3 separate regions of the Homo sapiens genome follow, and all the other regions are linked to region 1. The links are chromatin contacts, found by Hi-C or POLR2A ChIA-PET in ENCODE. All regions are on one chromosome and are shown on one strand. The core of a region is the stretch at or near the end of the contact, and the rest is flanking DNA. Distances in the headings are between cores, read along the strand shown.

Evidence for each region. Hi-C counts contacts between places; a loop is a spot of excess contacts on that map. ChIA-PET counts read pairs that join two places held with the same protein, here RNA polymerase II (POLR2A). Pooled maps may share reads with other maps.
Region 2: a loop to region 1 is called in a map with no recorded cell type, with 16 times the contacts of the local background. The contact joins the promoter of ENO1 here to the promoter of DFFA in region 1. A Hi-C loop is called at or near these places in 1 of 37 single-sample maps with no recorded cell type and 7 of 50 pooled maps. POLR2A ChIA-PET finds 5 or more read pairs at or near these places in 1 of 52 experiments (activated B cell).
Region 3: a map of CD8-positive, alpha-beta T cell shows a loop between it and region 1 (17-fold over the local background). The contact joins the promoter of MFN2 here to the promoter of DFFA in region 1. A Hi-C loop is called at or near these places in 1 of 168 maps with a recorded cell type or tissue (CD8-positive, alpha-beta T cell) and 11 of 50 pooled maps. POLR2A ChIA-PET finds 5 or more read pairs at or near these places in 1 of 52 experiments (IMR-90).

The regions. Positions count from the first base shown.
Region 1 is chr1:10,470,579-10,474,579 of GRCh38, forward strand. It overlaps DFFA (DNA fragmentation factor subunit alpha), which reads right to left and starts at 1,951. Exons shown (of 6, transcript NM_004401.3): 1 at 1,745-1,951. The coding sequence starts at 1,880. RefSeq lists enhancers at 1,420-1,519, 3,481-4,001.
Region 2 is chr1:8,876,846-8,880,846 of GRCh38, forward strand. ENO1 (enolase 1) reads right to left here and starts at 1,841. Exons shown (of 12, transcript NM_001428.5): 1 at 1,735-1,841. It overlaps ENO1-AS1 (ENO1 antisense RNA 1), which reads left to right and starts at 1,990. Exons shown (of 2, transcript NR_038351.1): 1 at 1,990-2,115; 2 at 2,720-3,040. RefSeq lists enhancers at 678-1,270, 1,271-1,864, 1,865-2,456 and silencers at 1,215-1,334, 1,545-1,594, 2,315-2,564.
Region 3 is chr1:11,978,676-11,982,676 of GRCh38, forward strand. MFN2 (mitofusin 2) reads left to right here and starts at 1,769. Exons shown (of 19, transcript NM_014874.4): 1 at 1,769-1,809; 2 at 3,295-3,439. RefSeq lists silencers at 1,385-1,644, 1,815-2,054 and an enhancer at 3,511-3,610.

The DNA of each region.
Region 1 (4,001 bases), core at 701-3,200:
CACGCCCGGCTAATTTTTTTGTATTTTTAGTAGAGACGGGGTTTCACCGTGTTAGCCAGGATGGTCTCGATCTCCTGACCTCGTGATCCGCCCACCTCGGCCTCCCAAAGTGCTGGGATTACAGGTGTGAGCCACCGGACCCGGCCCTCAGGTGTCCTCTTAAATTCTCCTATGTGTAAAAATGTCAAAAAATACACCAAAAAGGCCAGGCACGGTGGCTCACGTCTGTAATCCCAGCACTTTGGGAGGCCGAGGCGGGTGGATCACAAAGCAGGCAATCGAGACCATCCTGGCTAACATGGTGAAAAACCGTCTCTGCTAAAAAATACAAAAAATTAGATGGGCGTGGTGGTGGGCGCCTGTAGTCCCAGCTACTCGGGAGGCTGAAGCAGGAGAATGGAGTGAACCCGGGAGGCGGAGCTTGCAGTGAGCCGAGATAGCGCCACTGCACTCCAGCCTGGGTGACAGAGTGACACTCCGTCTCAAAAAAAAAAAAAAAAAAAGAAAATGCTTTTTGTTCTTTACAGTATCTTCCTTAGCAGCTTCTTTTCTAACCTATGGGAAAGTATAAAAGAAGTGGAAGCTTCTATCAGTAGCTTTTCATATCATTATCATTGGCGGAGAGGCTTTCTCCAGGACAGGTCTGTACTATTCCATTTAGTGATAGCAATGCTTCAAATACTAACGGGACTGGAGTGATCAGAAATAGCCAAGAGACTACAAATATCCTTCAGCGGTGTTGTCTACCACCCAATAGAACAGCAAGGCATGTATGCGCTGGACTGCAGAGAACACCAGCCTCTGTGCCACGCACATCCAGCCACGGCACTGAAGGGGAATTAGAAGTAAAGTAATCTAATGTCAGGAAAAAAAATACATAAATGCTTATATGCAAAATCCATGTTACCAAAGCATTTATAATGCTTTGGCTGTTCATGGGTCTCTGAAAATTTCCATATGATTTCTGTTGGTGACTGAGAGGAAGCAACTGTGCCCTCTGACACACACTGTGACTACATGCCTGGGGCTGGCTCACACATGTAACCTGTAAAACTTCTTTGGGTAAGCGATTTGTTGCTACTGGCTAATAAGACTTGTAAGTCACTTAAATATATCATCTTATTTGAGAGAACCAACAACCCTTTGAAGCAGGGCTATAAATATTATACCCAATTTGCTGATGAGAAAACTGAGGGTTGAGAGCTGGTTAAGTGCAAGGCCAAGCAGCTGGTAAAGGTATGGGGCCGGGCTCGGAACTTCCGTCGGCTCCGTCACTTACAACTCACGTTCCTTGTCTGGACCTCCAGAAATGGTCAGTAGCAGCTCCCTCTTTCCTGCATAGGTTCCTGCCAGAGCGGACGGTGGAAACCCCTCCCCACACCGCCGTGGGCTCAGCTGGGGGTTCTTGTACCATCTGAGTGTGGCGGAGTGGCAGGAACCCAGTGGGGTCCGTTTGGTCCAACATCGAAGTGATTTCAGGCAAGAGACCTAAGCCGAGTCTGGCTTAATTTGCACATTGCTTCCTGGCTGTCTTCCCACCACCGTGGAGTCTCACACGAGATTAATTACGCTCAAGCGCCTTAAATCTGTAAATCGCTATGCCCACTCGGACCGTTTCTGTCCCAAGCCTCCACCCGAGATACAAGAATCCCCAAGTCGCCTCTCCTGACCCCGCCTCGCCCCCGCCGGACGTCCTCACCCGGCCCTGGCTCCCCCACACCCTCGCCCGGGGTCCCGAGCCAACCCTTGCTCCTCAGGTCTTCGAGGCAGGAGGCGGCCACGCCGTGCTGTTCGCGGCTGTAGTTGCGGCGCAGCAGACACGGCTTTAGAGTCCGGATCTCGCCAGATTCTGGTACCCCGGCGTCCCCGGTCACCTCCATCCTCCACAAGGTGGGACCTGCCCACCTTCGAGAAGTCGCGGGAGGCCGGAGCGGCGGTCCTTCTACTCGACCCCCTTCCGCAGCCTGCCGGGAGATGTAGTTCGTTCCGCAGCAAATCACACGTGAGACCAGGGCACGCCGGGAAATGTAGTTCTAGTTGCCGCTAATCACGTGTGGCGTCGAAGCATGCCGGAAACTGTAGTCTCTGGGTTTAAAGCCGCTTTCGTTCTATCGCGCGATTCAGCCTAGGAGTTGTTTTTAACTTTTAGGAGCTGCATTCGCGCGTTCAAATATAAGGCCAATAGAGACTTATTTTGCATGACGATGCACACGCATGTATACTGTATTGAATTTTTAGAGCATTCCTATTCGCATATGAGATGCATAATGCTAATACAGACACCCGCATGTTTCCACCCATTCTATTTCCTGCTTCAACTGTGCAAATTAGTTTGGGGTCTCAGAACAAAACGCTTAAATAAATATAGTAAGCATTAAAGTCTCAAATGCATCGGAGAGGAAAGGGGAAATGCGACTCGGCACTGTTGGAGATTGTTCAGATGCCTCTTGACAACATATTCATCTTTGTTTTAATACTGCTACTATGGAAAAGTTTGTTTTTTTCCTCCTGAAAAATAAACATCTAAGATTAAAAGAATAGTAATAAAAATGATCAAAAAGTTCCTCTCTTAAAAGAGGGCATTTTATGTAAACTAGAAGTAATTATCTGCTCATATTTATTCATTCGGGGGACACTTTCCTTCCTTGTTTCTTTTTTCTTTTTTTGAGACAGCGTTTCGCTCTGTCTCCCAGGCTGGAGTGCAGTGGCGCGATGATGGCTCACTGCAGTTTTGATCTCCTGGGCTCAAGCAATCCTCCCACCTCATATTTTGTTTATAAAAACGTGGGCAAGGGCCCCGGGGGCGGTGGCTCACCCCTGTAATCTCAGCACTTTAGGAGGCCGAGGCGGACAGATGATCTGAGGTCAGTAGTTTGAGACCAGCCTGGCCAGCATGGTGAAACCCTATCTCTACTAAAAATACAAAAATTAGCCGGGCGTGATGGCGCACGCCTGTAGTCCCAGCTCTTGGGAGGCTGAGGCAGGTGAATCGCTTGAACCCGGGAGGCGGAGGTTGCAGTCGGCCCAGATCGCACCATTGCACTCCAGCCTGGGCGTCAGGAGCAAGACTTCGTCTCAAGCAAAAACAAAAACAAAAGCAAAAACAAACAAAAAAAACGTGGGAGAGGAAATTGGATATTATCTCAAGAAAAGTTTAGACATTTAAAACAGCGTTTAGTAGGAGGAATTATTCATTAAGTCATCCCTTTTAAGCAGTCTATATTGATCAAAACACAACTATAATAGGAGCTGGCGGTTAACTCTAATGTATGTATCCTTTTTCATATAATTTCATTTTTTATTTTCTTATCTTATTTTTAGACAAGGTCTCGCTCTGTCGCCCAGGCTGGAGTGCAGTGGCATAATCATAGTTCACTGCAGCCTCAACCTCCTGGGCTCAAGGGATCCTCCTGCCTTGGCCTCCTAAAGTGTTGGGATTACAGGTGTGAGCCACTGCTCCCGTCCAATATTTAATTTAAAATCTAACAATTAAAAAAATCTAACAATTCAACCAGTGTAAAATAATGACGTTTTGTAGAAGCCTCTTCTCTTCAAAATGCCCCCTTTTATGTTCTCCCAATAGACCTGCACACTTATCCGAGTCCTATCCCCATAATACTGTAATTGTAAGTGTGTTTGGCCTGGGCGTGGGAGTAGGGATTGAGTCTTGAATGTTTTTATTTCAAGGCCTACCAAAGTCCCTAGCATATAGTAGGCACTCAATGAATGGAACTGAACTGATGTCTAAAAATTAATTTCCAAGTTTCTTCGCATTCATCCATTGGCAAGTCCCTAAATGTGCCCATGGCACTGTGGGGATGGGCAGAGATTAACTCAATAAGAATAATATGGGCCGGGCGCTGTGGCTCACTTCTGTAATCCCAACACTTTGGGAGGCCGAGGCGGGCAGATCACCTGAGGTCGGGAGTTCGAGAGCAGCCTGACCAACATGGAGAAACTCCATCTCTACTAAAAATACAATGTTAGCCGGGCATGGTGGC
Region 2 (4,001 bases), core at 591-3,090, 1.6 Mb before region 1:
TTTTTTTTTATTTTTTGAGACGGAGTTTCGCTGTTGTCGCCCAGACTGGAGTGCAATGGCGCCATTTTGGCTCACTGCAACCTCAGCCTCCTGTCTCAGCCTCCCGAGTAGGTGGGATTACAGGCGCCTGCCATTACGCCCAGGTGATTTTTTTTTTTTTTTGAGACGGAGTCGCGCTCTTTCGCCCAGGCTAGAGTGCAGTGACACGATCTCGACTCACTGCAGGCTCCGCCTCCAGAGTAGCTGGGACTACAGGCGCCCACCACCACACCCGGCTAATTTTTTGTATTTTTAGTAGAGATGGGGTTTAGTAGAGTAGGATGGTCTCGATCTCCTGACCTCGTGAGCCACCCACCTCGGCCTCCCAAAGTGCTAGGATTACAGGCGTGAGCCACCGCGCCTGGTCGATTTTTGTATTTTCAGTAGAGACGGGGTTTCACCACGTTGGTCAGGCTGGTCTCTAACTCCCGACCTCAGGTGATCCTGAGGAGGCCCACCTCGGCATCCCAAAGTGCTCGGATTACAGGCGTGAGCCACCGCGCCCGGACCATTCACAGCTTTTTTAGCTGCCTGGATGGAACCCCGAATTAGGGACACGGTAAATGAATGGAGCAGTCAGGGCCCGGGTGGGCCTGAAAGGCAAGTGAAGCAATGGACCCTACCGCCCAGAGAAGCGCACAGAGCAGGGGAACATTGAACAGGAAGCTTTCTTAAAATACATCCTTCTTGGCCTAGCGCGGTGGCTCACGCCTGTAATCCCAGCACTTTGGGAGGCCGAGGCGGGCGGATCACCTGAGGTCGGGAGCTCAAGACCAGCCTGGCCAACATGGTGAAACACCGCCTCTACTAAAACAACAACAACAACAAAAAAAAAACAAAATTAGCCGGGCGTGGTGGCGCATGCCTGTAATCCCAGCTACTCGGGAGGCTGAGGTAGGAGAATCGCTTGAACCCAGGAGGCCGAGGTTGCGGTGAACCGAGATCCGAGATCGCGCAATTGCACTCCAGCCTGGGCAACAATAGCAAAACTCAAAAAAAAAAAAAAACCAAATCAGATCAGGCCCGATTTTTGGTGGCCAGCCGGGGAGCCGCTCTTGCCCAACTTGGGCGAGGTCGCCTGGAGGACTTGCCAATGATCTAACGGCTCTGCTGTAGGTTCCTCAAGAGGTGCCTTCTCGGAGTTAAATGAGTCACCGCTTACTAGGCAGAAGCGCGGGCCGCGAGCGCGGGCGAGAGGCGGGGGCTACCGGTGGGGGAGGGGGCCGCAGCCTCGTGGCCATCTCCACTATCGCCGCCCTCCTCCATTTTAGGAAGGGCCTGGCCTGAGTGGCCACCGCCGCTAAGTCTGCGTCTATCCCAAAAACCTTACACTTGGCTACGATGGAAAAGCAACTTCCACTCCCAACTCCCGCTGTGCTAAGCAGCTCGCGTGTGCAGCTCCCGACCTTCCCTGACAGTGACTCGGCCCCGCAGTCGGTAATCACGTGTTGATCTGCACTTTCCCCTCCAAAGAAATCGGGGGCCCAGCACGTGCGCCTGGCATTGCGCCCCCGCCCCGGGCCTCGGGGTGAGCGGGGGCGCCAGTTCCCACCCAGGGAGGCGGCTTGCACGTGCCCCCGACCCCGCCACGCTGGGCCTGCGGGCGCGCCGCCTCCCTCGGAGGGAAAAGAGCCCCACAAGCCCAGAAAAGCCCTGCGCCGCCTGCCCGTTGCTCAGCCCTTCCCCAATCATTACCTAGCCACTGGGTCTCGTCGCCTAGGAGAGGAAGCGGAGGGTGCTGCAGACACCGAGGTGAACGTAAAGCCGGCGAGATCTCCGTGCTCCGGGTACCCACAGATACTGTCCGCGCCGCCCGCGCCGACTTCCTGCCTAGCTAAGGCGAGCCCCACCCACTTCCCGCCTCCGGGGCACGCCCCCTCAGCTCCGCCTCGCCATTCGTCGGGAGAGCCGTCACTCATTCCCTCACCTCCCGGAAAGGGGTGGGACTGCGACGGCTGCAGTAGCGTGGAAAGGGGGGTGACGTCCCGCGGACTTGAGGCGGGCAGATCTGGGGGGCCCCGACTCCCCAGCGGCCCTGTAGTGGTGCGGGCGAAACTCTGGCCCCAGATAGGACCGGTGAGCCGAACTGGGGTGTGCGGAGCCGGGGCTCCGGGGGATGGCCCGGGGCGGCGTGGCGGGCATGAGAGCTCGGGGCTCCGTCACGTACTCCGAGTCCCGCACGCACTCAGCGTCGCTCTGGGGCCCCACGTCCGGCCCTCGACCTTGCTGACAACTTTGGCGGCCCGGGCCTGCCGCGGCCCTCCTGCCCCGCCCCTCCTGCCTCGCGCCGCGATCCGAGAGACCCCGTTGGCGTCGAGTCGTTGAGAGGCTGCGCGCCTCGGCCCCACTCCGGGGTTGGGGCGCTGGCCCCGCCGCAGCGCTGCGTGTCCGGGGCCACGTGCGCCGCCTGCGCCTGCGCGCTGCCCTCCAGCCGCGCCCGTCTGGCCGGGCTCCGCCTGGCACCCGCCAAGGTGACCCTGTCCCTTTCTCCTTGCTGCGGTGAGAATCAGGCCGAGACAGCCAAAGGAAGGTTCACTTTCCTTTAATTCTACCTCATACTTTTTGAGTGCCTTCTAGGTGTCCGGCGCGCCCCCACGTGCTTCCCCAGTGTTAATTCATTCTCTCTCTAGTCCATGTCATGTTGCCTCTCAAATTTTACATCCCTCTCATTCCCATCTAGGGAACTAGATCAAACCTACCTGGATTCTTGTGAACCATTCATGTGAATTATTTGGAACTGGAATTTCACACAGACCCGGGGAATTTCTCAAAGTTCAAGACGGGTCATATTCCGTGGAATACGGAAGGAGTTGGAGTGATTTCACTTTTCTGATCAAGAACTGATAGCCATTAAAACTCAGCTCCGCAATATATCCCCCCACTCCAAGGGAGGGCTGAGATGATCACTTCGTTTTCTGTTACGGCTACTTTTATATTTTTCAACATTACTGCTGGTCTGTAAGAGAACTAAAACATCTGATTTTCCTCATTTCCTTGTAAAGAGGTGTTCAAATATGTACTTGAATTTAATTATTTCTTCTGGTCAGCTGCAAAACCTGCTTTTCTTCCTTAACCCCTAGCATTTTTATCCTCTTAGCTACAGACAGGTTTCCATGGCGTTGGTTAAAAATTAAGGCCTATTGAGACCATAGTATTTGCTTTCCAGTGAGTAAGAAGCAAGAACTTTAGGATTAAATTCAGCAAAAAGAAAAAAAAAAAGAGTAAAATTTTGCAAGCAGAGTTTGTGATTTCACCAGCAACACACTAACGTTTTTGGCTACTGAAAACCACTATCCCCAGCCCCATGACTCAGCAGCTAAATCAACAGCCAACATCTCCTACTGGTAAGGACTCTAAGAAATCAGGCACTTGGTACTCTCAGAGCAATTCTAAGGCGTGGCCCTGAAAGGGCTCCAAACAATCTTATTTTACATAAAAATGGTTAGAGAGATAAAGATACTCTGCTGTGGCCAGAACCAGTAAATCTAGCAGGAAATCAGAGGCCGAACATGATCCCGGACTGCTGCCGTTGCAAGATTCTTGGAGGCTGCAGCGCCACATTCTGAGCCAGCACTTCGACCTCACATTGTAGCTAAAATGTTAATGATTACTAGAGATGTCCTGAAATCTTTTTCAAAATTCACAGGCTGCCAAATGCCCTCCCTGTTTCCATAGCTCCTTAGGCTTTGTTAGCAGGCTGTGGGGTTCACATTTGCTTGTAGTCAGCACAACGGCATTGCATTTAGTTATTATTTCTCACTTGCTGTAAGCTTGTTGAGAAGTTTTATTGGTGGTGGGCAGGTGGGGAATAACTGTCCAAAGCTATCAGAATACCACACCTTGAAGCACTGTAGGTAACACATGCATGGTGTCTGCAGGTGGCCGGGATCAAGGGAGAGTGAATCTGCTACGACCTGTAACTCGCTTGGATTACTGATTCTCCCTGTGATACGTGTGTAAAA
Region 3 (4,001 bases), core at 519-3,018, 1.5 Mb after region 1:
TGAGACTGATAAACCAGTCACTTCTATATCAGAGTACTGATTTGCCTCTTGAGGTTGTTTGTGGCAATAAATTGAGGTTGTTCTACCATGGTTATAGAGCAGCACCATCCCACAGAATTACAGTTTGACCCACAAATGCAAGCTACTTATGTAATTTTAAATTTTCTAGTAGCGACATTTTTAAAAAGAAACAGGTGCAATTAATCTTAGTAATGTATTTAACCCAAATGACCCAAAATATTATCACTTCAACATGTAGTCAGCATATAAATAGTAATGGGCTAATAGCCCTGCACTGTGGCAGGTACCTGTAACCCGGCATTTTGGGAAGCCGAGGCAGGAGAAGATTGCTTGACTCCAGGAGTCCAGGAGTTCAGGACACCAGCCTGGGTAACAAAGTGAAATGCTTCCCCATGTCTACAAAAGATAAATACTAGGCATGGCTGCAGCATCTGTGGTCAGCTACTTGGGAGGCTGAGTGAGGTGGGAGGATTACTTGAGCCCAGGAGTTCGAGGCTGCAGTGAGCCGTGATTGCACCACTGCACTCCAGCTTGAGTGAGAGTGAGACTCTGGCTCAAAGATAGATTTTTTTTTTCTTTTTTGAGACGGAGTCTCTGTTGCCCAGGCTGGAGTGCAGTGGCATGATCTCGGCTCACTGCAACCTCCACCGCCCGTGTTCAAGCGATTCTCCTGCCTCTTCCTCCCGAGTGCACTATCATGCCTGGCTAATTTTTGTATTTTTAGTACAGACGGGGTTTCACCATGTTGGCCAGGCTGGTCTTGAACTCCCGATGCACCCGCCTCGCCCTCCTAAAATGCTGGAATTACAGGCTTGAGCCACCGCGCCCGGTCGATATTTTTTTTTCCTAAAAATTGAGATAGTTTAACAGCCTTTTTTGTCCTAAGTCTTATAGCGCATCTCCGTTTGCACTGGCTCAGGACTCGAGAGCCACACGTGGCTAGTGCCTACTGTTCTGGCGCGCTCAGGCTTGGAGCCTTCTCTGCGGAGGCCAAGTCCTGCAAGGGATCTGTTTGCTGCGGTTTCCTAGTAGTGTCTGCCGCATCACTGGGGCCCGGTGATCTGGGTAACCATGTGAGCTTGGGTAACCTCTCCTCTCCCTCTCCTGGGACTGCTGTGGACGTTAAATACAGCGGTGGATGTTAGAGACGCAGTTCAGTCACTGGCATTGATTCGCCGTTGTTGCTGCTCTTCTTTCCTCAAAGGCGACTGAAGGGCAGCAGGCCCATGCTCGCTTCTGTCTGCCCGATGAGTCACTTCACCCTAGGCCTGGCCCTCTAGAGAACACTCCTCTAAGATTACAGAATGCAAATCTGGATTCCAGAGCTGGCAGAGGCCCCAGGGTCAGGCTCTAGGACAACCGGCGAAAAAGCGGGAACCTCTACTCCACGCCCTTGGTTTTTCGCCCCTTGACAGCTTGAGGCTCCGCCCCGCTTTGCCCCGCCCCCCCAGCTCCGGCCGACGCCCACCGGAACTACAGCCCCCATGATGCAGTGGGAGTCCGAGCCTCTGCGTCGTCCGCTTGGGACGCGCCGGCGGAGGAGTGGCGCGCGGAGGAGTGGCGCGCTGAGACGCCGCTCGAAGCGCCGAGTCGCGGGGCAGCAGAGGCGTAAGGAGTAGGCGGGGCGAGCCGGCTGGGCTCAGGGTCCACCAGCTCACCCGGGTCGAGGGGCAATCTGAGGCGACTGGTGACGCGCTTATCCACTTCCCTCCTCCCGCCTCCCCCTGGGGTGGCGCTCGCTGGTGACGTAGTGAGTGTGATGGCCGCCGCGAGGCCGGGAAGGTGAAGGTGAGAGGGCGAGCAAGCCGGGGTGGCGGGGACTGGCCCGGCCCGGCCCGGCGAGTCCTGAGCAGCTCGGCGTGGGCCGACGGGATTCTGGGGCCACGGGGGTCTGGGATGCAGTCAAGCGGGGTCCCCACTCTCCGGCCTCGCCGCCGGGCCCTCCCCGGCCCTGAGAGGAGGGGGCGGGCCACGGGACCTGGGACTGGTCGGTGGGGTCCCCTGTAGCTTCTCATCGCCCCCGCCTTTCCACCCTTCACGGCCATGTTCTACCCCTGCCCCTTCTCTATTTTTCATCCTGTCTTCATTTTGCCAGCATTTACTCAGCACCTGATAGGTGTCCACGTTCACCGCGGGAGCGCCCTGCCATCCCCACTTTGGGCAGTTACTGCCTTCTCGTTCAGCCCTGTTTACTTATATGACTTCTCACCGGACTGTAAGGCCCTGGAGGGCAGGACTGTTTCTTATCCATTTCTAACGTGGCGCCTGACACACACAGAGAAGGCACACAGAAAATGTTGAATAAATAGCTGTTAAGACGCACGAAGGCAGAACTGCCCGTTACCCCCTCTCGTAATCCTTCATTGCCCTCTTTAAATTCTCAATCATCTCTCTCTCTTCTACCCAGAAAAGGGCTCTGGTTATCTCTTTTCTACCCAGAAAAGGGCTCTGGTTATCCGCCTCTGGTGTCCCAAGGTTTGGGGCTTGGGGGAGGAAGGCAGCTCAATGTAGTTAAAAAAGGAAGGAGGCCGGTCGCAGTGGATCACACCTGTAATCCCAGCACTTTGGGAGGCTGAGGCGGGCGGATCACCTGAGGTCAGGAGTTGGAGACCAGCCTGGCCAACATGGTGAAACCCCGTCTGTGCTAAAACCAAAAACTAGCCGGGCTTGCTGGCACACGCCTGTAATCCCATCTACTCAGGAGGCTGAGGCAGGAGAATCGCTTGAACCCGGGAGGCGGAGGTTGAGCCGAGATCGCGCTGCTGCACTCCAGGAGCTTTGGAGTCAAAGGGAGCTAATATTTCAGATCCCAGCTTAGACAAATCTTCAAGTATTCCAGCCCTCTGTCCCACAGAATAGAGAATTAAGTGAGATACTTTACAGTAGCTGAACACATTGGCTTTCAGTCAGTTCTTCTGTTCCTCAATAGTCAGCTGTTCCACAGTCCTCAAGCCCAGTTTTGTTCCTAGTTTTGCTCTGTCCTCTTCTCCCCTCTCTGGATGTACCTTTCCCAGGGCTCCTGCAGGGACCTCCGTGGTGCCTCAAACCCGCACATGGCGGAATACGTGTGCACAGTCAGGATTGGTCCCACACCTCTGCGTTTTTTTCCCCAGGGCACTTCCTCACATGCCAGCGCAACTCCCCAATACCTCAATGAGTAAGCTTCCCTCAGGGATGAGTTTGTTTGGCTTGAAACCTGATTAGACATGTTTTGTACACCAGTGTTTTTTTTTTTTGGACACCGGATCCATCTCCCTTTTCTTTTCTAATAAGTCAGGACTGGTGGAGTCAACACAGTCAATCAATAGCCAACCTCAACCTGAGACAGGACAGAAGAGAACTCAGAATCTTTTTGTCTTTTGGACTTCAGCCATGTCCATGATGCCTACCCTGTGAAGATCTCTCACCATCCAAAAAAGTAAGTAGTAGCTGTGACTTCTGGCACCCTGGATTTGAGCTGAGTGGACAGGGGTGTGCTCTCCTGGACCTCTGGTGGCAAGTCTCTTGAATGGCATCCTCTTTGTATAGAGCCACAGCTTTCTAACTTGTGTTGAAAAACTACCGTATCTTTTACTTCCGTGAAGGATTTCGCTGGTTGCTTAGAGAGCCTGTTTAAAAGTTGACAGTTCAGAAGTGGCTGGGATCTCTTGGGCTCCCTGAAGAGTTAGTCTCTGTCTCCCTCATTTGGTCTCTGCTGTGCTGGCTCTTCCCCATCTCGGCCCAGCACAGGTTGGCTCCTTGTCACTGCTCTTTTAAGACTCTGCTCTGTCCCCTTTACCCTGTATACTCTTTTTGTTTCGATTTCTCAGCTTCTCCTCTTTTCCAGTTGTGCCAGCAGACGATCCGTGGATCCATTTTATTTTCCCTGCTAGGAGTTGCTGTACATAACACTGGGTAAGGAGGTGGTGTGGATTCAGGGACTGTGCTTGGGATCCAAACACACCTTGCAGTGAATTTTGCTACTGCTGTCTCTACACCCA